2 separate regions of the Homo sapiens genome follow, and region 2 is linked to region 1. A link is a contact called in ENCODE Hi-C data. All regions are on one chromosome and are shown on one strand. Each heading gives the region's core, a stretch centred on a gene start or an enhancer-like site at or near the end of the contact. The rest is flanking DNA. Distances are from core to core; before and after follow the strand shown.

Evidence for each region. Hi-C counts contacts between places; a loop is a spot of excess contacts on that map. Pooled maps may share reads with other maps.
Region 2: a pooled map shows a loop between it and region 1 (4-fold over the local background). The contact joins the enhancer-like site here to the promoter of PNPT1 in region 1. A Hi-C loop is called at or near these places in 2 of 50 pooled maps.

Annotation. Positions count from the first base shown.
Region 1 is chr2:55,690,680-55,697,271 of GRCh38, reverse strand. It overlaps PNPT1 (polyribonucleotide nucleotidyltransferase 1), which reads left to right and starts at 3,428. Exons shown (of 28, transcript NM_033109.5): 1 at 3,428-3,609. The coding sequence starts at 3,449. RefSeq lists enhancers at 3,239-3,388, 3,419-3,478, 3,489-3,608 and a silencer at 4,179-4,238.
Region 2 is chr2:53,991,373-53,997,964 of GRCh38, reverse strand. It overlaps a transcript of ACYP2 not described here. Among named protein-coding and RNA genes, the nearest start is that of PSME4, 24 kb to the right of the region's middle. Within about 2 kb of position 3,069, at least 5 of the 41 ENCODE cell types and tissues checked have a DNase peak (open chromatin) inside an H3K27ac peak, as active enhancers do.

The DNA.
Region 1 (6,592 bases), core at 2,179-4,678:
AGGTTGCAGTGAGCCAAGATTGTGCCACTGCACTCCAGCTTGGGCAACAGAGCAAGACTCCATCTCAAAAAAAAAAAAAGTAGTTAAGCATAATTTAATGCAATGGTGTTTTACTTAACGTAGTTGCTTATTCAGAACATGCAGTGGTATTAACTGTTTTGATGCAGGTTCATCAGAGTTTGAAGAAAAGGGAAAAGGAGATCTGAGAAGTTGCTGGTGGATTTAAGTTGGATCATTTTTAATGTCCTTCAGCAGTCATAGGTAAATAAATCCCTTTTAAATTATATTTTGGCTGTTGAACTACACTTGACATAACTCTACTTGCAGAATAACATCTCAGACTGAACCTCACGGATTATAGCTTCAGTAGTAACAACTACAAGAATTTAAACTTATTATATTTTTCTTTCTACGCTAATCTAAAAATGCTTAATATAAACATATAAACGCATTCTGTATCATCTATATCTTCATAATAAAGCTCTGCTGCAAGATTTTAGTGCCTACATTTGCTTTTGAGTTTACTATCCAATTACTACTATTTGAATTATATCAGATTTGTGTGAGGAAATGGGGGTGGGGGATTCTTAATAGGTAAATGCTGCTTTCCATCACTTCTGGCTGGATAAAAGCTAACCGATTCAAGGAGTTCAAGGAGTTCTGAAGAAGAGAAAAATGTTCAGAATACCTGGAAACTGGAGGAAGAATTAAGAAAAGTCTGGATAAGCCTGGGCGCGGTGGCTCATGCCTGTAATCCCAGCACTTTGGGAGGCCGTGGCGGGTGGATTGCCTGAGGTCAGGAGTTCAAGACCAACCTGGCCAACATGATGAAACCCCATCTCTACTAAAAATCCAAAAAATTAGCCAGGCATGGTGGCAGGCACCTGTAATCCCAGCTATTTGGGAGGGCTGAGGAAGGGGAATCACTTGAACCCCGGAGGCGGAGGTTGCAGTGAGCTGAGATCACGCCACTGCACTCTAGCCTGGGCAACAAGAGCAAAACTCTGTCTTGAAAAAAACGAAAAGGCTGGATGAAAGCTAAATTTACCATTTATTGAGTGTTGACAATGTGCTAGGTACTATTATATCATCTGACACTTTTTTTTTTTTTTTTTTTTTTGAGACGGAGTCTCGCTCTGTCGCCCAGGCCGGACTGCGGACTGCAGTGGCGCAATCTCGGCTCACTGCAAGCTCCGCTTCCCGGGTTCACGCCATTCTCCTGCCTCAGCCTCCCGAGTAGCTGGGACTACAGGCGCCCGCTACCGCGCCCGGCTAATTTTTTGTATTTTTAGTAGAGACGGGGTTTCACCTTGTTAGCCAGGATGGTCTCAATCTCCTGACCTCATGATCCACCCGCCTCGGCCTCCCAAAGTGCTAGGATTACAGGCGTGAGCCACCGCGCCCGGCCGACACTTTTAATCCTTACAAAAACCCTATTAGATTCATATTACTATCTGTTTTTATGGGGAAACTGAGGCTCAGAGAGCTAGAGTCACACAACTGGTAATTAACAGAGACAAGATTGGAACCAGCTGGGACTAACTCCAAGTCTATGCTCTAAACTATTAGGCAATACTGCCCAAATGAAAATGATTACATAGTAATTAAGTATATTAACAAAAAGATGATTTTGTATTCTTACTCTATAAATCAAAAGTCATGTTCAATTGTGGCAAGTAGGTTTTCTGAGAGATTTATCTTCATGAGAGATTTCAATAGATTGGTCTGGAAAACTCTGTGGCAACTCAAGGTAAAGTAAAAGGGAGGAGACGCAAAAACTGCTTTAACACTAAAAATCTGTAAACAAAGTTAATGGTAATCCCTCTATTGGAATGGAAATCCCAAATCAGTAATAATAGCTCATGAAAGCAAGGTGTCAGAAAACTGCTTTGCCAGCAAATCATTTGTCTGTTTAGAGCTCATCATTCTTTTTTCTTTTTTAAATCATCACGGATCAACATTTTTAATTTTTTTTTTTTTTTTTTTTTTTTTTAGATGGAGTCTCGGTCTGGAGTGCAGTGGCGCGATCTCGGCTCACTGCAACCTCCGCCTCCTGGATTCAAGCGATTCTCATGCCTCAGCCTCTGGAGTAGCTGGGATTACAGGCACGCGCCACCACACCGAGCTAATTTTTGTATTTTTAGTAGAGACGCGGTTTCAGCATGTTGGCCAGGATGCCCTGGGTCTCTTGACCTCGTGATCCACCCGCCTCTGCCTCCCAGCGTGCTGGGATTACAGGCATGAGCCACTGCGCCCGGACTTTTTTTTTTTTTTTTTTTTTTTTTTTTTTTGAGACCGAGTTTCACTCTTGTTGCAATGACGCGATCTCGGCTCACTGCAACCTCCGCCTCCCGGGTTCAAGCGATTCCCCTGCCTCAGCCTCCCGAGTAGCTGGGATTACAGGCATAAGCCACCATGCCCGGCTAGTTTTGTATTTTTAGTAGAGACGGGGTTTCTCTGTGTTGGTCAGGCTGGTCTCGAACTCAGGTGATCCGCCCGCCTCGGCCTCCCAAAGTGCTGGGATTACAGGCGTGAGCCACAGCGTCCAGCCAACGTTTTTAATTCTTAAAACTGTGTTTGAATGAGTGTTGGGTTTTTGTTGTTTGGTTTTCTTTGGGGTAAGGCGGTTATCACCTTACACAAAAAATTTACATCATAATATGAAAATGCCCATTGGTTCATTCAAGGAAAAACATAAAGAATTTCTAACAGAATGGATTAATGGGGTGGAAGAAATTTATCCATTCTCTAAAAATTTTTCAAATCCCAAAAACTTTTTTTTTTCATTTTACAAAATATTTACTTCAAACAGTAGCTGGCATTTTGCATTTAAGAGTTCGACCAAAAGGGACAGAAATATAAATTGCTAATTATTAGCAATGGAAATGAAAATGAATCAGAAGTGACAATAAAGATTTCTAAAATTACAAGTCGATGAAAAATGAATTTACTGTAAATTGGTTAACACAAATCGCTGTAGTAACATATCTGCTATGTGAAATTTTTAAAATAAAAACCAGGGCGGAGAAGGGGAGAAGGAGATCTCTTTCCAAGGCCCACCACCCAAATTCTAATTCTTAGTTCACAGATCCAAATAATAATAATGTGTTGTTCTATGACTTCTAGTATTAAAAGTAAATATAAATTTACTCTGCATATTAAACATTTACATTATTCTAGGACTTCTCCTTTAAATTACGATAGTACACACACAAAAACCTTATTTATCTAATTGCCTTTCGTTGGCACATAAAGACAAAGATCGTTTGCAACATAATCGCGTTCTGATAGGTTTGACCCTCTCTAGTCTTCGTAGAAGGTGGCCAAGGTTTCCGTTACCCCGGCGTCCCTCGGGCACCGCGGAAACGAAACTCCATCAGGCTCCGCCCCACGGTCTGCGGAGTGAGCCAATCAGGGCACAGCCTGCGTTGACCGCGTGCCGGGTGTCATGGCGGCCTGCAGGTACTGCTGCTCGTGCCTCCGGCTCCGGCCCCTGAGCGATGGTCCTTTCCTTCTGCCACGGCGGGATCGGGCACTCACCCAGTTGCAAGTGCGAGCACTATGGAGTAGCGCAGGGTCTCGAGCTGTGGCCGTGGACTTAGGCAACAGGTAAGGAGTGACGTGCGTTCACTGTATTGTCATAAGGTGTCTTGTCCAGCCAGCTTGAGCGTATTCATCTCCCAGGGTAGAAACCCGGTATCCCAGCTCTATTTAATCTCTCCTTACCCTAAACCTAAATTCCAAATTTCCCTTTCCGGGTTTGGAATGTGTCTCCTCGGACCCTCCTTCCCGCGCTATGTCGTTCTCTCTGTTGGTGTGTGCCGGGCTTCTTTGCTCCATCCGACTCTGTCCGTCCACCTGACTTCCGATCTCTTTACTTTCCGGGACCACTGGGCTCTTAAGTGGGAAACATTCCACCTAGGAATAACGAGTTGACGTGGGTGAGACGAGGCCCCCCGGGATGCTGGCCCGGACCCTGGAAGCTGGGGCTCTGATGCCCCTCGAGCTGGGACACAGACCTCAGCAGAGGCTCCGGGTGGCTAGTGCACCACGGGTCCCCCACGTCCCACTCCTCGGGCTCCTTCAGCCTCCTCTTCACCAGGAGCCTACCTTGTAGAAGTTGAACACCAGGTCCAGTTCACAGACATTGTGGAAATATTCGTTTAAGACCTGGGAGAGGAAGGCAGAGATGGTAAGAGATGGACAGGGAGAGAGCCACACACGCACAGAGATGGGAACAAGGTCATCAGAAAGAGACAGCAAAAAAAAGAGACCAAGAGGGAGGCAGGGGAGAGAGAGAGACAGTGACAGGGAGAGAGGCAAGGAGACACACAGAGAGAAACAAAAGCAAAGATCGATGCAAAGAGATGGCAAAAGGTCAGGCGCTCACACCTGTAATCCCAGCACTTTGGGAGGCTAAGACGGAAGGATGACTTGAAGTTAGGAGTACAAGATATCATGTCATCCAATCTAATTGATTGCCTAAAGTGTGACCACTATGACCCTGGGTTAGGAGGAAAAGGAAAAGTCAGTTTTTTGAACGCCAGTTATATGATCCTCGCAATCTTTTTAAACCTGTCGTAAAGGTACTATTACCCTCATTTTATAGTTAAGACTACAGAGGCTCAAAAAAGGTTAGATAACTTTCTAAGAGTCTATAAAAAAGTTAGTATTATGGGACTAGGTGGTTTTTGAATTTCTGTTTTTTGCTTACAAAGCCCATACTTTTTTTTAGGGGACCGCTTTTTAAAAAAAAAGTTTGCTTTAATCGTTCTTAGAATAAATGGAATTGCTAATGCAAACTTCATATATCTAAATTTTTTACGTGTACTTTGAAAAAATTTGGACCCCAGTTCATACAAAAAGCAAAAAAATCATTTTGAATCCAGGTCTCGCACTCTAACTTTGATAAGTAGTTGACATTGAACAGGTTAATTCACCATTTTCTTGTGCAAAGTGTGGAGAGTGGATTCCATCAAGGGTCTGCAAACTTTTCTATAAAGGACCAGATAATATATATATTAGGCTTTTTGGGGTACACACTGTGTGTATGTGTTTACAAACCCTTTAGAAATATTTTAAAAAACGGCCGAGCACAGTGGCTAACACCTGTAATCCGAGCACTTTGGGAGGCTGAGGTGGGTGGATCTCCTGAGGTCAGGAGTTCGAGACCAGCCTGGCTACAATGGTGAAACCCCGTCTTTACTAAAAATACAAAATTAGCTGGGCGTGGTGGCAAGCACCTGTAATTCCATTTACCTGGGAGGCTGAGGCAGGAGAATCGGTTGAACCCAGGAGGCAGAGGTTGCAGTGGCAGAGATCGTGCCATTGCACTCCAGCCTGGGTGATAAGAGTGAAACTTTTGTCTCAAAAAAAAAAAAAAAAAAAAAAAATATATATATATATATATATATATATATATAAACATTTTTAATTGAAGAGTAATATAGAAATAGGCCACAAGCTGTAGTTTGGTCACCCCTAGACTAGGTTATCTCTAAGGCTTATTCCACTCCCAGCATTCATTAATTCTGATTTTTGAGGGAAGTGGACATCTCTTCCATTCTTCAAGGACTACACATGCTTCAAAGAAATGCCCAGAACATTTCATTCAACAGACACATACTGTGAGATAGGCATTAGATACTGAAAACAAGATGCAGCTGCTGCCCTCCATATTTTCCATAAATAATCTACTTTGACTCTTTCATTTATTAATCAACCTGTTCCTCTTTTGTAGGTAGTTCTTTTTAAACTCGTGTCATGTGTTGAAATAACTAGACTAATAAAATATCATACCTGCTGGATAAATTCTTTCATTTTTGTCTTGTTTGCCATTGGCAACATTTATTGAGTGACTACTATGTACCAGGCACATTATATTTGTTATCATATATATTCTTTACTGCATTCTGGAAGATTATATAATTATTGTAGGTGTTTTTCAGATAGTATATTTAATGCTTACAGTAACCTTGGAGGCAGGTGTTTAATTTTCATTTCAGCAAGCTTTTATTGAGCATCTACTATGTATCAAATCACTGAGGATATTCAACAGAATATGCCACAGTGGGCAAAATGCTAAGGCAGTAGCCCCGTTAGTAGAGTAGAACTGTAGCTTTCACAGTTTTTCTTCCCTGTGTTTTGGGCCCACTTCTGTCTAGTTAAAGATCCTCCACTCCCCTTCACAGAGATCACTTAGGTATTCAGAATTTACATTGGTAGACAGAATGCCAGTTCCTGGTAAGTTTTGAGAAGTACTGGTGGCATGTTACTCAGGGTTAAACAAAATTTCAAGATGTCAGATTTACATTTGCCTCATGAAACCATTACTTAATACTGATTTCAGCTATAGGTTGTTGCAGGTCTGTGATACTACACAGTGTGACTGGTTTTGAGTATCTCATTCCTTCCATCTACTCAACATACTAATCCAGCATCAGCCTCTCTGTACCTCATTCCCATTAGTCACAGGAGACCCATTTTATTGTAGGCTTTCATCATTATAACATCTGTGTTGAATAAATAGAAACCCAACTAGAATTTCTCAAATATTCCCTGATTTTAAAAAAAAACTAATATTTCAGAGTCA
Region 2 (6,592 bases), core at 1,820-4,319, 1.7 Mb after region 1:
CATAAATAGCCTCAATAGGTCTGAACCTTGGGTATAGAATTCTGCCCTAGTCTTTACCTAAGAAAGAAACAGAAGAGGAAGAGGGTCATTCATTTCCGTGAAACAGTCACATGGAGTGTTTTTTCATTTCCCAATGTATTTTCCTATATTACCCTGACATTTTAACTCACTTTATTTTATTTTATTTTTTGCAATTCTGTAGTGGCTTCTTAATCTATTCCCCATCTATCTCTTAATTCAGTCATGGAGTAGTTGCTAAGTATAAACACTGTGCTCCTATTACACCAAAGGAAATGACATAGAGCTGAAAAAGAGATATGTCCTCATTAAAACTTGAGTACTAAAAGAAGGAAAAATATGGCCGGGTGCGGTGGCTCATACCTATAGTCTCAGCACTTTGGGAGGCCGAGGAGAGTGGATCACCTGAGGTCAGGAGTTCGAGATCAGCCTGACCAACATGGTGAAACCCTCTCTCTACTAAAAATACAAAAATTAGCCGGGCTTGGTGGTGCATGCCTATAGTCCCAGCTACTCAGTAGGCTGAGGCATGAGAATCACTTGAAGCCGGAAGGCAGAGGTTGTAGTGAGCTGAGATTGCACCACTGCACTCCAGCCTGGGCAGCAGAACAAAACTCTGTCTCAAAAAACAATAATAATAATTTTAAAAAGAAGGAAAAATATGAACAAGGGCGAGACATATTGATATACTTCTGAGGAAGGGTCAATACTATACTGTACTATAGTATACCTACCATACTTTCTATAGGAGAGTAAATGTAATCCTTCAAAGATAGGTTTGGTTTTGATAGGTAGATAGAAGAGAGAATGGTTTGTCAAATGGGGTAGAAGGTATTATGTGAGCAACAAGAGATCTGTAAATACAAACGAATATTGGGGAGATAGTGAATAGGTTCCACATATGTTGACCACAGAGGACACAAAGTTATATAAAAACAGAATGGTAGATTGGGGCTAGTCGTGTGTCAGCCTTGAGTATCAGCCTAAATAGTCTGGGCTTTATTTTGTACATAATAGGGAGACGCAACATTTTTGAGCAAAAGACTGACAAGGTAAAAATGATCTTTTAGAAAGATTAATCTGCTAAAAGTATTTAATACAGAGATGAGGGAATGGTCAAAGAAGAAGAATTAGGAGACAGTGCAACAGTCTGTGCTCTGTACTTGTGAAGCATAGATCTGAAATGCATGAGGAGAGCAATATTAGCAAAAGGGGCACAGCTGATGTAGCAGGCATGAAAGTACATTGCTTGGATCTCCTTTTAGCTGAAAGAATACACTTAGCTAATGGCCATCAGCTGCAGCACCTTTGGAATCTACCACAGCAAGCTGAGGTTATGATCTTCCCAGGCAGCCCATACCAGTGGCTGATCATGGCAGCATTAACAGGACCAGTTCTACCCATTGCAAAACTTCTCTTAACAGGCAATCTTTGCTCTTCATCTCCCCATTAAGTAGGCTGAGACTTTGCTCAATATATATCAAAGTCTCAGGCTCTCCTGGCCCAATCCTCTTTACTCCCCTCTTTCCTTTCACAGATATCAGATCAGCATCCAGATCTGAAGGCTTTCTTTACCCAATCCTCCATCCTCCTTTTTTATCTCTCATAGGTGTACATCCCCATCACCATTCCACCCCCTACACTTCTTGCACTTCCAACTTTATTTCAGTGTCTGCTTCCTGAAGGACCCAAAACTACACAACTCTAAATAGAAAAGCTGGATGTATCTATCAAGGAATCTTATTCTCTTAGAACCAACTATGCCTAGAATAGCCGTTTGTACATTGTGAGTCTTTTTTTTTTTGGGTGGTGGGGACAGAGTTTCGCTCTTGTTGCCCGGGCTGGAGTGCAGTGGCACAATCTAGGCTGACTGCCATCTCCACCTCCCAGGTTCAAGCAATTCTCCTGCCTCAGCCTCCCATGTAGCTGGGATTACAGACATCCACCACCAAGCCCAGCTAATTTTTTGTAATTTTGGTAGACACAGGGTTTCACCACGTTGGCCAGGCTGGTGTCAAACTCCTGATTTCAGGTGATCCGCCCGCCTCGGCCTCCCCACGTGCTGGGATTATAGGCGTGAACGACCGTGCCCAGCCCATTGTGGGTCTTTAGTGTTAAATATAAAAACGCTTTGGAAATATGTGGGAAGTTACACCCTACAAAATTTACATAAGTAAAAAATTAATAGTATTGAGGCCAGGCGAGCTGGCTCACACCTGTAATCTTAGCACTTTGGGAGGCCGAGGCAGACAGATCACTTGAGGTCAGGAGTTTGAGACCAGCCTGGCCAACATGATGAAACCTTGTCTCTACTAAAAATAAAAAAATTAGCTGGAAATCCCTGGAACCCAGGAGGCGGAGGTTGCAGTGAGCTGAGATCATGCCACTACATTCCAGCCTGGGCAACAGAAAGAGACTCTGTCTCAAAAATAAATAAATAAATAAATAAATAAATAAAAAATAAATAAATAAATAAAAAATAATAGCATTGAATTAATTGTGTCTAGAATTAAAGAAGATATTTTAAGTTTAATTATTTCATGCACTAGAAAATGAAGAAATGTGATGATTTATGCATTGAGAAAAACACCAAGGTCACTGTAGATATGGATGTTTTATACATGCTGAAATCTTTTCTCTGATGTAACTTGAGATTAAAGAAGAGACTAAAGTAGCTATTTGGACATTTCTCTATTTAGAGGAACCAATTTTTTTTCTCAAACAGATATCTTCATCTCACAACTGAAAGTCATAATGGGATAGATGGGCAGGACAGAGCAGTTCTCTGAGAGAAGAGCTGCAGCTAGAGTTTAGCAACTATGAGAGACAGAACATGCACTAAAGATACGACCTTCAGATAACAAAGATTCTTAAAATTTCTTTTGAATATTCTTTATGTCTTCTTTTCATGAGACACTGACGCAAAAACAGAAAGACACTCTTGTCATAGCGGTGTTGAAAACATATATATAAAGAACTGTCACATGGTATACCAACTCAAATTCAGAATATAACGGAAACGCTACATGACAGACCATCTTACACTATCAGCCCAACATAACCACTCTTCCTGTTTTGTTTGATGGGGGAAGTTATAATGTAATGCCAGAGGTATATTTTATGTGTGTGTATTAGGCTGTGGAAGATTGGTTGACTGGCTTTTGGTCACTGAGTTTCAGATATTCAGTTCTAGAATAATTTGGGAATAAAATTGCTATCCTATAGTAGTTTTGAGCTATTAAGAACTATTTGGTTGAAGGTCTGATATCTTATTCCATTTTTAACTGCTACTCAACACAAGATTTTCCTTTTGAAGTAGGTCTTGGTAGAGGTTGAAGCATTTCCACGATATAATTTCGAATTATTGCCTCTCATAGTCCACCCCAGCATGACCTCTTTCCTGCCAGTTTCCTCTTTTTTTTTTTTTTTTTTCTGAGTCTTACTCTGTCACCCAGGCTGGAGGGCAGTGGTGCAATCTTGGTTCTCTGCAACCTCCACCTCCTGGGTTCAAGTGATTCTCCTGCCTCAGCCTCCCGAGTAGCTGGGACTACAGGCACGTGCCACCATGCCTGGCTAATATTTTGTTTTTTTTCGTTTTTTTTTTTTTTTTTTTTTTTGAGACGGAGTCTTGCTCTGTTACCCAGGCTAGAGTGCAGGGGCGCGATCTCTGCTCACTGCAAGCTCCGCCTCCTGGGTTCAGGCCATTCTCCTGCCTCAGCCTTCCGAGTAGCTGGGGCTACAGGCGCCTGCCACCACGCCCAGCTAATTTTTTGTATTTTTAGTAGAGAAGGGTTTTCACCGTGTTAGCCAGGATGGTCTCGATCTCCTGACCTCGGGATCCGCCCGCCTTGGACTCCCAAAGTGCTGGGATTACAGGCGTGAGCCACTACGCCCAGCCGCCTGGCTAATATTTTGTACGATTTTTAGTAGAGACGGGGTTTCACTGTGTTAGCCAGGATGGTCTCAACTTCTTGACCTGGTGATCCACCCTCCTCGGCCTCCCAAAGCGCTGGGATTACAGGCGTGAACCACCGTGCCTGGCCCAGTTTCCTATATTATACATCCTCTTTCCCAAATTATTTTCTTCCTTACTTTACAAATTCTCAACTTTCTACTTTTTTTCTCTGAACTTCCACGTCTTTTCCACAACCCTCTACTCCCAACTGAGGGTGTTGCCTACTTCTCCGGGAAAATAGAGACTACCAGAAATAGCTTATCTTTTGATTCCCAAATCTTTTTTTTTTTCATCCTTTTTTTTCCCTCACTCTGTCGCTCAGGCTGGAGTGCAGTGGCATGATCTTGGCTTACTGCATCCTCTGCCTCCCAGGTTCAAGCGATTCTTGTGCCTCAGCCTCCCGAGGAGCTGAGACTACAGATGCCCACCACCACACCCAGCTAATTTTGTATTTTTAGTAGAGATGGGGTTTCGCCACGTTGGCTAGGTTGGTCTGGAACTCCTGACCTCAGGTGATCTGCCCACCAGAGCGCTGGGATTACAGGCTTGAACCACCACGCCCGGCCTGATTCCCAAATCTATGATTCAATCTGCACCTGTACTTTTTTTTTCTTCCTTCCAGTTTCAACAGTGGGAGTGTCCCTCCTTCCTTCATTTCACTCCTGCCCTTTGGATCTAATCCTTCCTTCTCCACACCATCATCTCTCTCTTTCTAATAACTTCTGATTTCTGATCCCAAAGATGGGCTAGCATCTCTCATCTGAGAAAGCGAAACAAAGCAAAAACCTTTTCTTGTCAACCTCTGTCGCCCATGCTGAAGTGCAGTGGTGCCATCTCGGCTCACCGCAACCTCTGCCTCCTGGGTTCAAGCGATTCTCGTGCCTCAGCCTGCCAAGTATCTGGGACTATAAGCATGTGCCACCACACCTGGCTAATTTTTGTATTTTGGGTAGAAACAGGGTTTCACCATGTTGGTCAGGCTGGTCTCGAACTCCTGGATTCAAGTGATCCGTCTGCCTTGACCTCCCAAAGTGCTGGGATTACAGGTGTGAGTGAGCCACCATGGCTGGCCATAAAACCTTTTTTCTGATGCGTATTCTCTTTAAGTTACTTCTCCTTCTTTTGCTTCCCGTCACTGGAAAACTTTTTTTTTTTTTTTTTGAGATGGAGTTTCACTATGTCGCCTAGGCTGGAGTACAGTGGTGTGGTCTCAGCTCGCTGCAACCTCAGCCTCCTGGTTTGAAGTGATTATCCTGCCACAGCCTCCCAAGTAGCTCGGACTACAGGTGCACACCACCATGCCCAGCTAATTTTTGTATTTTTAGTAGAGACGGGGTTTCACCATGTTGGCCAGGCTGTTCTCAAACTCCTGACCTCAGGTGATCTGCCCACCTTAGCCTCCCAAAGTGCTGGGATTACAGGCGTGAGCCACCGCACCCGACCTCCAAAATATTTCTCATCTCTGAGTACTTCTCACCGTTGGCACTACTTCTACCGTGATACAAGCCATTGTCATCTCTCATTGAATTGCTGAAAACGCCTCCTAATTAGTCACAGTACTTTCATTCTTATCCCCTTATAATCTATAGTCCATTCAGAGTCAGGAGAGATCTTTTGAAAGTTTAAATCAATTTATATCATTTTCCTGATTAAAAACTTGTCTATAGGTTTCCATTGCACTTAGAGTAAATTTAAGTGCTTGGTTCACTCACTAGGTTAAAATTAAAAGTAAGTGCTTACTATGACACTGGTGAAAAGAAGGAAGGAAGGAAGGAGAAAGAAGAAAGGAAGGAAGGAAGGAGAAAGAAGGAAGGAAGAAAAAAAGTAGGAAGGAAGGAAAGAAAGAAAGGAAGGAAGAAAGAAGGAAGAAAGGGAGAGAGGGAGGGAGGGAAGGAGGAAGGAAGGAAGGAAGGAAGGGGAAAAAAGGAAGGAAAGAGGGAGGGAAGGAGGGAGGAAGGAAGGAGGGAAAGAGGGGCAAGAGCTCTTACATTGTGAAAAAGCTTGGCTTGATCAAGAAATTGAAAGAAGCTGGGTGTGGTGTCATGTGCCTGTAGTCTTAGCTACTTGGGAGGCTTGGCAGGAGGATTGCTTTAGGCCAAGAGCTCGAGTCTGCAGTACCCTATGAGCGCACTTGTGAATAGCCACTACACTCCATCTTGTACAACATACTTAGCCCTCATCGCTAAATAAAAATAAATAAATATAAAAAACTTAAAAAAAATTGAGAGAAGGTCGGAGTGCCTGGAGCAGGGTGAATGAGGTAAAATCAATATATGAGATGAAATACGGCCAGGCACAGTGGCTCACACCTGTAACCCCAACACTTTGGGAGACTGAGGCAGGTGGATCACCTGAGGTCGGGAGTTCGACACCAACCTGACCAACATGGAGAAACCCTGTCTCTACTAAAAATACAAAATTATCCAGGTGTGGTGGCGCATGCCTGTAATCCCAGCTACTCAGGAGGCTGAAGCAGGAGAATCACTTGAACCTAGGAGGCAGAGGTTGCAGTGAGCCAAGATCGCACCACTGCACTCCAACCTGGGCGAAAGAGTGAAATTCCATCTCAAAAAAAAAAAAAGAAAAAAAAGTTACACATACACCAGCCATTCTATGCCT